Regions from separate parts of the Mus musculus genome. Here region 1 is linked to region 2. A link is a contact called in ENCODE POLR2A ChIA-PET data. All regions are on one chromosome and are shown on one strand. Each heading gives the region's core, a stretch centred on a gene start or an enhancer-like site at or near the end of the contact. The rest is flanking DNA. Distances are from core to core; before and after follow the strand shown. Region 1 has its middle 20 kb from the start of Gm41563. Region 2 has its middle 31 kb from the start of Gm30316.

The links. ChIA-PET counts read pairs that join two places held with the same protein, here RNA polymerase II (POLR2A).
Region 1: POLR2A ChIA-PET joins it to region 2 with 12 read pairs in embryonic stem cell. The contact joins two enhancer-like sites. POLR2A ChIA-PET finds 5 or more read pairs at or near these places in 4 of 5 experiments (Patski and embryonic stem cell).

Annotation. Positions count from the first base shown.
Region 1 is chr17:31,802,929-31,808,733 of GRCm38, reverse strand. No RefSeq gene overlaps it. Among named protein-coding and RNA genes, the nearest start is that of Gm41563, 20 kb to the left of the region's middle. Within about 2 kb of position 2,501, at least 1 of the 3 ENCODE cell types and tissues checked has a DNase peak (open chromatin) inside an H3K27ac peak, as active enhancers do.
Region 2 is chr17:31,764,171-31,769,490 of GRCm38, reverse strand. No RefSeq gene overlaps it. Among named protein-coding and RNA genes, the nearest start is that of Gm30316, 31 kb to the right of the region's middle. Within about 2 kb of position 2,503, at least 2 of the 3 ENCODE cell types and tissues checked have a DNase peak (open chromatin) inside an H3K27ac peak, as active enhancers do.

The DNA.
Region 1 (5,805 bases), core at 1,252-3,751, 39 kb before region 2:
TGTCTGTGACATCTGTTCCCAGCCATAAAGATCCCAGGGGACTCTGTACATGGGCAGGTCTGGGGGCCTGGGCAGGAAGTAGGTGTCATATACAGTATGAGGAAGAAGGGCAGCATGGGCTCTCTGCCTGGGAGACCCCCGGGCCCTGCAAGGCAAGGCTGACTTCAACTTCCAGACACTTCATTTCTTGGTCTTCCCTGAGGGTCCTCGTGTTTCAGGAGAGGCCAAAGACAAGCATGCACCTTTTGCCTGCGGATCTAGTCCGAGTAACCTACGTGAACAAAGGAGATGGGCCATGGCCCTGCTGATGAAAGATTTTTTTCTTCTTCTTTTCTGTAACTCTAAGCACCTAAGGAATGCTGTGGTCACAAGAGGGCCCGTTCTTTTGTTAGGATAAGACCACAAGGAAATGACCTTGCTGGGGACCTTGGGAGTGGCCTCTGCTGGGAATGGAAAGGCTAGGAGTTGACTCCTGGCTCCAGTGAGTGACAGGGAAGGCCCCGGGGCACTAGGCATAGCTGGGCAAGTCGCTCCCTTTTGATGGCTCCTGAGGGTCAGGACTTGAAGGCACTAAGTAGATCCATGTGTTTGTAGGGTAGGAAGTAGCAAGTTACACCCCCCTCCCCCACCCCAGGCTGAAACTCTGCCCACCTCGGGGATTTCTGTTTCCCAGACCTTCAGTGTCCTTGTGTGCTACCAACACCCAGGAAGGCTTTCTTTCTTTCTTTCTTTCTTTCTTTCTTTCTTTCTTTCTTTCTTTCTTTCTTTCTTTCTTTCTCTCTCTCTCTCTCTCTCTCTCTCTCTCTCTCTCTCTCTCTCTCTCTCTCTCTCTCTCTTTCTTTCTTTCTTTTTCTTTTTTTTTAAAGATTTATTTTTTTGCCAGGCAGTGGTGACACATGCCTTTAATCCCAGCACTTGGGAGGCAGAGGCAGGCATATTTCTGAATTCAAGGCCAATCTTGTCTACAGACTGAGTTCCAGGACAGCCAGGGCCACACAGAGAAATCCTGTGTCCAAAAATAAAAAAATAAAATAAATAAAAAGATTTATTTGTTTTATGTATATGAGTACATCATAGCTGTCTTCAGACACACCAGAAAAGGACATCTGATTCCATTACAGATGGTTGTGAGCCACCATGTGGTTGCTGGGAATTGAACTCAGGACCTCTGGAAGAGCAGTCTGTGCTCTTAACCTCGGAGCCATCTCTCCAGCCCCAGGAAAGTTTTCTAATGCTCTAGTCTTTCCTCGCTGGTCTGTGCCACCTTCCAGACCCCAGGATATCACAAAAATACCAAGACACATTTTCAACTTTGTACCTCCAAGATGCAATATAAACTCTCCTGTGTGCACATCTCTGGTGGCTGGACACCCTACTCGCCTCTACCTATGAGGACACTAGGCAGATTGGGTCAGACTCACTTGAATGACTCCAGGCAACCTGAGTTACCCTGAAAAGCCCTGTCTCCAAAGACATATTTTGAGGCATTGGGAATTATGAAGGAAATACAAATTTTGAGAGAGACATGATTCACCCCACAACGACCTGGGGTCAATTCTTGAAATAAATCACCTTCACAAGGACACCCCACATCCCAGGCTCTGCTTCCAGGGGAAGATAGACTGGGAGTGAAGCCCTAGCTTCCTAGTAAAGGAGGGATGAGGGGATGAGGCCCCCTCCACCCCTTGGTATAGGATGTACCTAACCCGAGATCACCTCCTGGCATTCACCGGGTAGCTGCTGGTATGTGGGGGGGGGGGGGGGGGTGGTACAAGTTTTAAGTCAGGAAAAAATGGAGAGGGGACCTAGGGTGGGATTCTATTCACACTTCCCAGTATTTGAAAACAGTGGTGCTGCTCAGAAACTGCTTCCATGTGTGTCTTTTGTTGATGGAAATGTGACAATTTCCAAATTCAACTAGCAATCGAAATCAGGGACCAAGCCTGTGGGTCAGCTGGTGGAGGGATTGGCCTAGATGGGTGTTGTTCTGAGTTCAGTCTCCATGATTCCACAAACCCAGAGGTGGTGGTCTGTCCCTAATCCTAGCCAGCACCCTGGAGGCAGAGGCAGGAGGTTCCAAAGTTCAAGGTCATCCTTGGCTACACAGTGAATTCATGGCTGGCCAGTGTTCTGTAATACCCAGTCTCAGAGGACGAAAGGAAAGGCGGGAGGGAGGGAGGGAAGAAGGGAGGGAGGAAGGGGAGAAGGAAGGAGGAAGGAAGGAAGAAAGAAAACAGTTTAATAATATAAATAATTTGCTCCTCAACTTTCTAGACAGAGTCATCTTTGAGTTCCTGGTAAATCAGAGGAACAAAGGAATTACAAATTACAGGAATGGAAAGAAAGCAGACTCGCCCCAGGGGCTTCTCCAGCTGGCTTGGGAAGCTGCCTGGAGAAGCTGAAGTCTTCAGCCTTCCCAGACTCAGCCAGGGACATTGGGAGTCAGGGCTCCCTGCAGCTCCTGGCCACAAAGCCAACTCCGCATGTGATAACTAACAGTTTAATTAACCTCTCAGCTTTTTCCATCTCTGTGGCAGGAGTCCAAAAGCTTGCCACTGGGAGGCCTAGAATGGACGTCTTCCAAAAGGATGGACCCCTGAGAAGCTGCTGCCTGTGAGCATCAAGAAGGGAGGCAGCAGCTGGGCGTGGTGGCGCATGCCTTTAATCCCAGCACTCGGGAGGCAGAGGTAGGCGGATTTCTGAGTTCGAGGCCAGCCTGGTCTACAGAGTGAGTTCCAGGACAGCCAGGTCTACACAGAGAAACCCTGTCTCGACACCCCCCCCCCCAAATAAAAGAAGGGAGGCAGCCTGAGGCTTCAGGCACAGCCTCCTATCCAGGTGTGTCTCATCTGCATCCTTAGACAAGCCATGCTTTCTCCTCTATACTGGACAGATGCGGTGAAACTTCACCCACCCAATGCAATGGTCTGTGGGGCCAATGTCCTGTTGAATTTCGACTTCCTCTTTCTATAAGTGGGGGTGGGGTGTGTGTGGATGGATCCTTCTTCTCCAAGGCAGCAGGGGCTCAGCGGGAACCCAACCTTACTAACTGCCTTTTAATAAATGGGTTATTTTTTTTTAAAATAGGTAATTGTCTGTCTGCACTTAATTAATAGTGACTAGTTACTGTTGCAACCCATTTATCTGAGACAAGCTCTTATTTTCTACGAGAAACCCAGCACCCACTGCTTTATTATTTGGGTCAGAAGAGACACACGTGGCACACGAACAGCTGGGGCAGGTGGGTCCTAGCCCAGATCTGCCACCATTTGGTCACCCTGCTCAAATTTAGATTTAGCTCAGGGTTTGGTTTCTTACAGTCAAACACTACCGGGCTACAGACAGAAAATTCCGGACCTCAAGGATGTCATAAGTAGCTAAAAGGGGCCTTGTTCCTGATTGGCCCTTTCAAGTATGGAGTAAGGGTTGGGGAAGGTCATATGAGAAGCTGGGAACCTGAAGCCAGGGCTCTGAGGGTTTATCTGTCACCTGTGGGGTCCCTGTGTTTCAGTGTCAGGGAGGATCTGGGGAGAAAGGCAAGAGGATGTAGATATCACACTCACAGGAAAGCTCACAGACAGAACACAGCAGGTCAGGACCCACAGACTGCCCCCCAGGAGTTTCTCAGCCCGGCTCTCAGCAAAGCTTCAACTACTGTCCAACAGGGAGAGCTTGAAGCCACATTCCAGCAGATGATCCACTTGTCAAGATGCACATTTCTGCGGGGCAGTGGTGGCTCACGCCTTGAATCCCAGCACTCGGGAGGCAGAGGCAGGTGGATTTCTGAGTTTGAGGCCAGCCTGGTTTACGGAGTGAGTTCCAGGACAGCCAGGGCTATACAGAGAAACCCTGTCTCAAAAAACCAAACTAAACCAAACAAACAAACAAAAAGATGCACATTTGTGTGTATGCGTGAGCCTGTGTGTATACAAGAGTGTGTGCACAGGGATGTGTGCACACATGTGCGCATGTGTGTGGAGGCCAAAGGCCAACATGGAGGTCTTCCTCAATTGTTTTGTTGTTGTTGTTTTTTCTTTTTTTTTAATTTGTTTTTATTTGTTTGTTTGTTTGTTTGTTTAAACCAGGAGATCACTCAATTAGCTCGTCTGAATTAAAGCATCTTAGTTTCCTCCCAGCCCAGAGACTCCCATATTTTGAGACCAATAAGAAGTCCTATTTATGTAGGAAGCAGTTGTCAGTCTAGCTTGATCCTTCTCCTTGTCCCCACCAGCACAAAAGGCCGTGACCTAGCATCCCCATCCTTCCCTGTAGCCCTCGTAGATGGCCAGCATGGTGTGGACATGTGGACTGCTTTAGGGACTGAGACCTGATGGCTTTCCTCACACTCCAATGAGAAGCTCTTCCCAGGCCCCTTTGGCTGACTAGGGGTATGGTGGCATAAACACAGGTACAGTGGCATAAACACAGGAGGTCGTGTTGTATAGACCCCAAACACCAGTGTCTCTCGACACCAGTGCATTGTTTTGAAGTAAATAGTGGGGCTAGCTCTTCAGAGCATCCCTCCTTGCCTGTTATTAGCCTGGGAACACCCATTCATTATGTGGAGATAAGCAAACTCAGGCGCCAGCCCAGACCCAGTTCCTCTAGGCCTGAGGAGGTGGCAAGAGCCACCCTCCCCAGGGACATGGGCCCTGGGCTCATAGCTGGAGGAGCTGGAGGTTGAATCCTGAGTTGAGCAAGGGCCTGTTGTAAGTGGAGACTGTCCTTCTGACTGGGGCTAGAGAGGCTCAAAAAACCTAGAGACCCAGGGCTAGTTTGGGTCCAATATTCAGGGACCTCAAAAGCTGCCGAGTCAGAGCCAATAGAATGGCCCACCTTCACACCAGACTATCTGCTTCCTATGCCAGCGCCATTTGTAAATAATCCGCTTACTCAAATGAGATTCTTTAAGCAAACAGCTCGCCTCTACATGGCTTTGCATAGGCGCCAAGGCTACAAGGTGCCATGGTGAATATGTTCTCTGAAGGTCTGTCCCTTCCTCTACAGGATGGCCATTGTGGCACACCCAAGCAAGCACAAGGGTATCTGTTGTCTAAATGGGCTACACAGAGATGGCTTTCTTCTGCACTCTTTGATTTTTTTTTCCTTCCTATACCATGTGCCAAAGCTTTGCCCACAGAATAGAGCTTTGGCTCTTTCAATGGCCGAACTGTGTCTCATTGGAAGGTGGCTCACGGTTGCTGATGGCTGATATTCAGGCTGAGGACATCATCAGGTTAAATAGTGATCTTCAACACAGTCTACAAAGTAAGACTTTGTAAGTAAGTAAGTAAGTGTCTACAAAGAGAATTCGGTGGTGGCAGCGAAACAGACAGACATTTTTCTGCAGATCTGCATCCTTGCTTGCCTGACATGGTGGAAGCATCTGGGTGCATTTCATGGCATACAACTGGCTGGCTTGACCCGGTGCTCAATGGTCGCACTGAGAGACACATGCAAGGCAGTCTGGCTCAGTCAAGAAAACCTGCTGACCCATCTGTCCCAAAGTAGTACTTGAATACTAGGACCTGGTTACCCATGAGGAGGAGGAAGGGAAAGGGGCGTTTAGAGGAGCGAAAGCAGCTCCCGGGGTCCAGGGCTGTTCTACCGGGCTAAGTCCTTGTCACTGATGGATTCTCAGATTGCGGTTGCAAAGGTTCTTGTGTATCGACAGGGGCTACCTCTAGTTGAGGCAGGAGAACAAGGAAGAGAGTGAGATCCCCAAAACCTTACACACAGGGTATAAGTCAGCATATGAAAGAAAGGATCCGGCAGAGAGAAAGACTGGAACCCCATCTCCAAGGA
Region 2 (5,320 bases), core at 1,254-3,753:
AAACAGCCTCCCACTGGGGAGGAGTATTCAAGTGCCTGAGGCTTATGGGGACATTTCCTTCAAACCACCACACTTCCAGCATATAATGCTACAAAGTGAATATTCCTATTCCAAAATGGAGGTATGGAGGTACAGCAAGAAATGATCAACCCAAAGCAAGACCAAAAAACCCAGCCCAGAAAACACAAACCCTGCAGCTCCGTGCTCAGCATCTGGAGTTGTGACGGAATCAGATGGGTTCCAGAAGGCTTGAGCAGCCTGCTCTGCCTGTCAGACAGCGGACACATGAATTCTTCCCTGGAATGGCCCACTCCATGCCCACAGTTCTTAACAAATGCCCCATGATCCTGACATCTTCAGTCTCCTTGGGTTTCCAACAGCAGCCTGGGCCTCATCTCAGAACTTCATACAATGGCCTCTCAAGGCCTCCTCCTCTCCATTCTCGAGCAGCTACATCCTGAACACACACACATATGCAGACACACACAAATATGCACACATAGAGTTACACATATATACACACACATATACACATACACATACAAACATACACATATACACGTGCATATATGCAGACACACAGAGACACACATACACACCTCTCCATTCTAGAGCAGCCATACCCTGCACACACAAACACACACATACACACCCACATATACACATCTATGCAGACACACACAGAGACACACACATATGCACACACAGAGAGACATATATATATGTTATATATATATATATGTATATATTCACACATATGCATACACACGTACACACACAGACACACACATATATATAAACGTACATATATACAGACACACATACATACAGATACACATACACATGTACATATTTACAGACACACACAGAGATACACATGCACGCATACACAAACACATGCACAGACACACATGCACACACACAAACATGCACATACACAGAGAGACACACACACTCTTTAAAAGCCAATGAAAAGGGCATGTGTCTGCCATGTCCTCCATATCTCTTTGGTTGCTGGTACTTTACTGGGGAAGCCACAGGAAGCTTGTGGGGAACAGGAACTGGAAGCTTGGTCACTCGATGGGCCACATACAAACAAGCAGTATGACGAGCACCCTTGTCTTGTTCACACAATGAGAAGAGACATCCAGGTTTTGTTCTGCTTCCTGTAGCATAGTGGGCATCTGGGGTCCCCTCGGCATGCAAAGGAGACCCTTGGAAGAGCACAGAGGCTCTTCCTATAGGACCTGTTCTATAGGAGCTGAGTTCCTGGTCCTGGAGGTAGTACCGGCAATCCACCCAGGGGCAGTGTCAGGCTACAAGGACTGCAAGAAACCTGTCCTTGGGAAGGGGATCCCAACAGTGGAGCGCCAACATGTATCTCAGAGCACACAGGAGGTTGATTCCATCCCAGCCTCCTGGGACCATGCCACTGTCCCTTGGAGTGTAGTTTGAGGCCCAGCCTTGGTCTACAGGGGAACTCTGTCTCTAAATTCTCCTTGCTCATACAAAGTTGGGGCTCAGGGGTAGCTTACAGGCCATCCTCAGTCTCGTGGCTGTGGAGTTGTCCCTGCATGCTCCCCCCGACTGACCCTTCCTCTAACCAGTCCATAAGGAGTGACAGAGGGCATTGCTTCTGCCTCCCACTCGGGTCCATGCAGGCAGAGCAGCATAGGGGTACGGGGCATGATCTGGGGTCCCATTCTGCCTCCTTATCTGGGGCGTTATTCTCCTTGGCTAGACTCTGCTTTATGATAGTGAGATTAGCCAGTTTGAGCTCTGCAGGGAGGCTTAGGGTGGAATGGGTGTGTGTGTGTGTGTGTGTGTGTGTGTGTGTGTGTGTGTAGGGGGTGTCCTCATCAGAGCCGGTCTGCTTTGCACACTAATGTGAATGAACTCTAGAGAAGAAAGACCCAGCACTTGGGGCTGAGCCCAGAAGCTATGTTTAGCAGCTTCCCACCTGCTTTGCATGTTGAAATAGACCCGTGTTCCCCACAAGGACAAGCATTTTGGGGTCACTGGTCCAGAGCGATGCTCCTTGTCCCACTTGCAGAACAGAAGGCAAGAGTTAAAGGGGATGCAGCAAATGCTTCCCGTGCATCTATCTGCCGGTCCCAGGCCGTCTGCCAGGGACACAGAACTGCTGGCCTTGGTCCAGGTGGGTAGGGCAAGCACAGGCCTGGGTTTGCTGAAGAGAAGGGTGAAGACTATCACTATAGTTAGGAGGCACGCATGCACCTTACAAGGACAGGCCGTGGGTGCGGCTTCCTTGTCCTCACAGGGCACCCACGGACTCCTCTTGAAGTCCAAATTGACAGTTGGTGACAGAGAAGGCAGCAGGCACACTCCTGTGTCACCAGGCTCCTTCCCAGAAAGAAAGGGGTCTTTTCCTAGGCGAGTGAGCGGTGATGGAAGCTGTCCAGCTCCACAGGCAGCCTGCTATCTTAATGACTGGCATGTGGCCGCTCAGCAGACGAGCAGGCTGGCTGCGTGCGCGGAGCCAAGAACAAAGCGGGCCATTAAAAGGCAGCGCAGAAGCTCCCACGGCAGGCCTCACGCCGCGAAGCTGGAGCAGATGGGCATGGGCTGCCTTCCCAGGCCTCAGGAGGAACATCAAGGGCCTTGTAGCAGTCTGTCACCCAGGACTAGATGTCTGGGACCGACCTCAGCGGCCAGAGACTGGCCAGTCACACAGCAGGCTACAAAGTCAGTCTGAAGAGGAAACAGACGGTGTGATTTATCCCCAGAACCCCCCCACTGCATGGGTTCTGAGGGCCATCTTATTCATGGCTTTTCCCTGTCTCCATTGCCACATTCAATTCCTCATTCATTCATTCATTCATTCATTTCTCCATTCATTCATTCATTTCTTTGCTTATTCATTTATTCGTTCATTTCTTCACTCACTCATTTCTTCACTTATTCATTTCTTCACTCATTCATTTCTTCACTCATTCATTCATTTCTTCACTCATTCATTTCTTCACTCATTCATTCATTTCTTTACTTATTCATTTGTTTCTTCACTCATTCACTAATTTCATTTACTCACTCACTCGTGAAGCTTTTGATCAAAACTTATTATGTTACCCAGTAATATCTGAGATTCTAAGAACCCCTGAGCTATAACCCCTTTTCCAAACATTTGCAAGTAAATAGCAGGCACTGGGAAGCTAGTGAGTCCGACCCAGAGGAGGCAGTTAGGCCTTAAACCTAGCCAATGATCTTCCTATTTTTCCTGAAAGACCCAAATCAGAATGTTTTTTTACATTAATTCACGGAGTATCGATATTGGCACTTAATCCCTCACGTTTTAAGTGCAGAATGTATGTCAAACAAAGCAGACCTGTGAGCCCCACCCAGCTCCTGGTTTCAGGTCCTGGAGCCAGCTATGTTGTGAACAATATATAGAGAGAAGACATGGGCCCAGGTGGGTCTGTCTAGCACACAACCGTGTGTTGTAGTCCCTGAGGCCGGCTGGCTTAGGCTGTGGTTACAGGAATATCAAGAACTAACCCTACCCCAGAGTGCCAGTGGGCCTCAGGCCTCAGCTGCTGCTGAGATCTTGTGCCGAGTGAAGAGCAATTCAGGCTGCCTCCTAGAATACCTAGGACTGTGGAAGCAGCCAGCCACAGCTCCAGGTCTCCTGATACATAGCAGTGTCCCTGACACTCAGGGTCAGGCTCAAGCTTCTCCCTCAAGGCTGTCTCTGGAGTAACCTCTCTGTCTTATACAAGTAAGTTTTAAATGCAATCCTTCTTTGCACAATCTGCCTGGATTCTCCAGGAGGATGGCCAGTCGGTCATAAACCCACTGGAGAGGGCTCTCCTGCTCAGGCCTTTGTGTCTTGGACATGTCTACTTCATCTCTGGCTTGTTTGATAGGAGAAAAAGAAAGCAGGAAATTGGGCTGGTATTTCACGAGAACCTTCAGCCTGCATGGCGCAGGGCGTTTACTCAGGTTTTGTCTGAACCTACTCTGCCTGCAGCTTGAGTCGCACACAGAGCTAAAACAGGTGCTATGGAAGCTGGCCTGCCCCACCCACATAAAAGCTCCTCACTCTATTGCCTAGTGTCATTTCTGGAAGGTTTTTGTTGGGCTACTGTGATGCTTTGTATATGCTCTGCCTGGGAAGCGGCACTATTAGAAGGTGCGGCTTTGGGGGGAGGGTATGGGGAACTTTTGGGATAGCATTGGAAATGTAAATGAAGAAAATACCTAATTAAAAAAAAAGAAGGTGTGGCTTTGTTGGAGTGGGTGTGGCTTTGTTGGAGTGGGTGTGTCACTGTGGTTGTGGGCTTTAAGACCCTCATCCTCCCCAGCACTTGGGAGGCAGAGGCAGGCGGATTTCTGAGTTCAAGGCCAGCCTGGTCTACAGAGTGAGTTCCAGGACAGCCAGGGCTACACAGAGAAACTCTGTCTCGAAAAACCAAAAAAAAAAAAAAAAAAAAAAAACCCAAAACCTTATCCTAGCTGCCTGGATGCCAGTCTTCTCCTAGCAGCCTTCAGATGAAGATGTAGAATTCTCAGCTCTTCCTGCACCATGCTTGCTTGGATGCTGCCATGTTCCTGCCTTGATGATACTGGACTGAACCTCTGAATCTGTAAGCCAGCCCCAATTAAATGTTGTTCTTGTAAGAGTTGCCTTGGTCATGGTGTCTGTTCACAGCAGTAAAACCCTAACTAAAACAGCTACCATGGACAGGAAGGAAGCTGTCTGTGGGTGCAGTTTGAATGCCTGCCCTGCCAGTCTGTCATCACCTTGGGAACCTTGTACTGGAGTTCCCATGAGCTGCTAGAGGTGGGGTTGATTCTGAAATGTGTTTGCATCCTGTGGGGAAATGTGTCCTGAGTGCTCCCCATCTGGTGCAGCCACAGGATCACCATCAACGCAGTCTAATTTCCAAGATACTTGTGGTAGGACAGTAAAGCCATGAGGTCACTAGGACTTGGTCATCATCAGTGGCCCCAGTCAGAGCATGGTGGGACAAAGATACAAGTGTGACCAAAAACCACCCCAATTTCTACAGGGACCTCAGCTAGCATACCTTCAAAGGAGGACACTTGAGGTGCTGAGGCAGAGGCAAGACATGACCAGGGAAGGGTGATGAGCAAGGAGATGACTTTTTCTGCCTTCTATATGGCGGCACCATGTTGAAGGGCACTATCAGAAGGTGCAGCAGTTGGAGGCAGACCCTGGGACAGTCATAGGCTTTGCTAGTGAGTGTCTGGACCTCTAGTCTTGGCCGTCAGTGGATACTTCTGTTCTTAGGGTTTTATGGCTATGAAGAGACACCATGACCAGAGCAACTCTTATAAA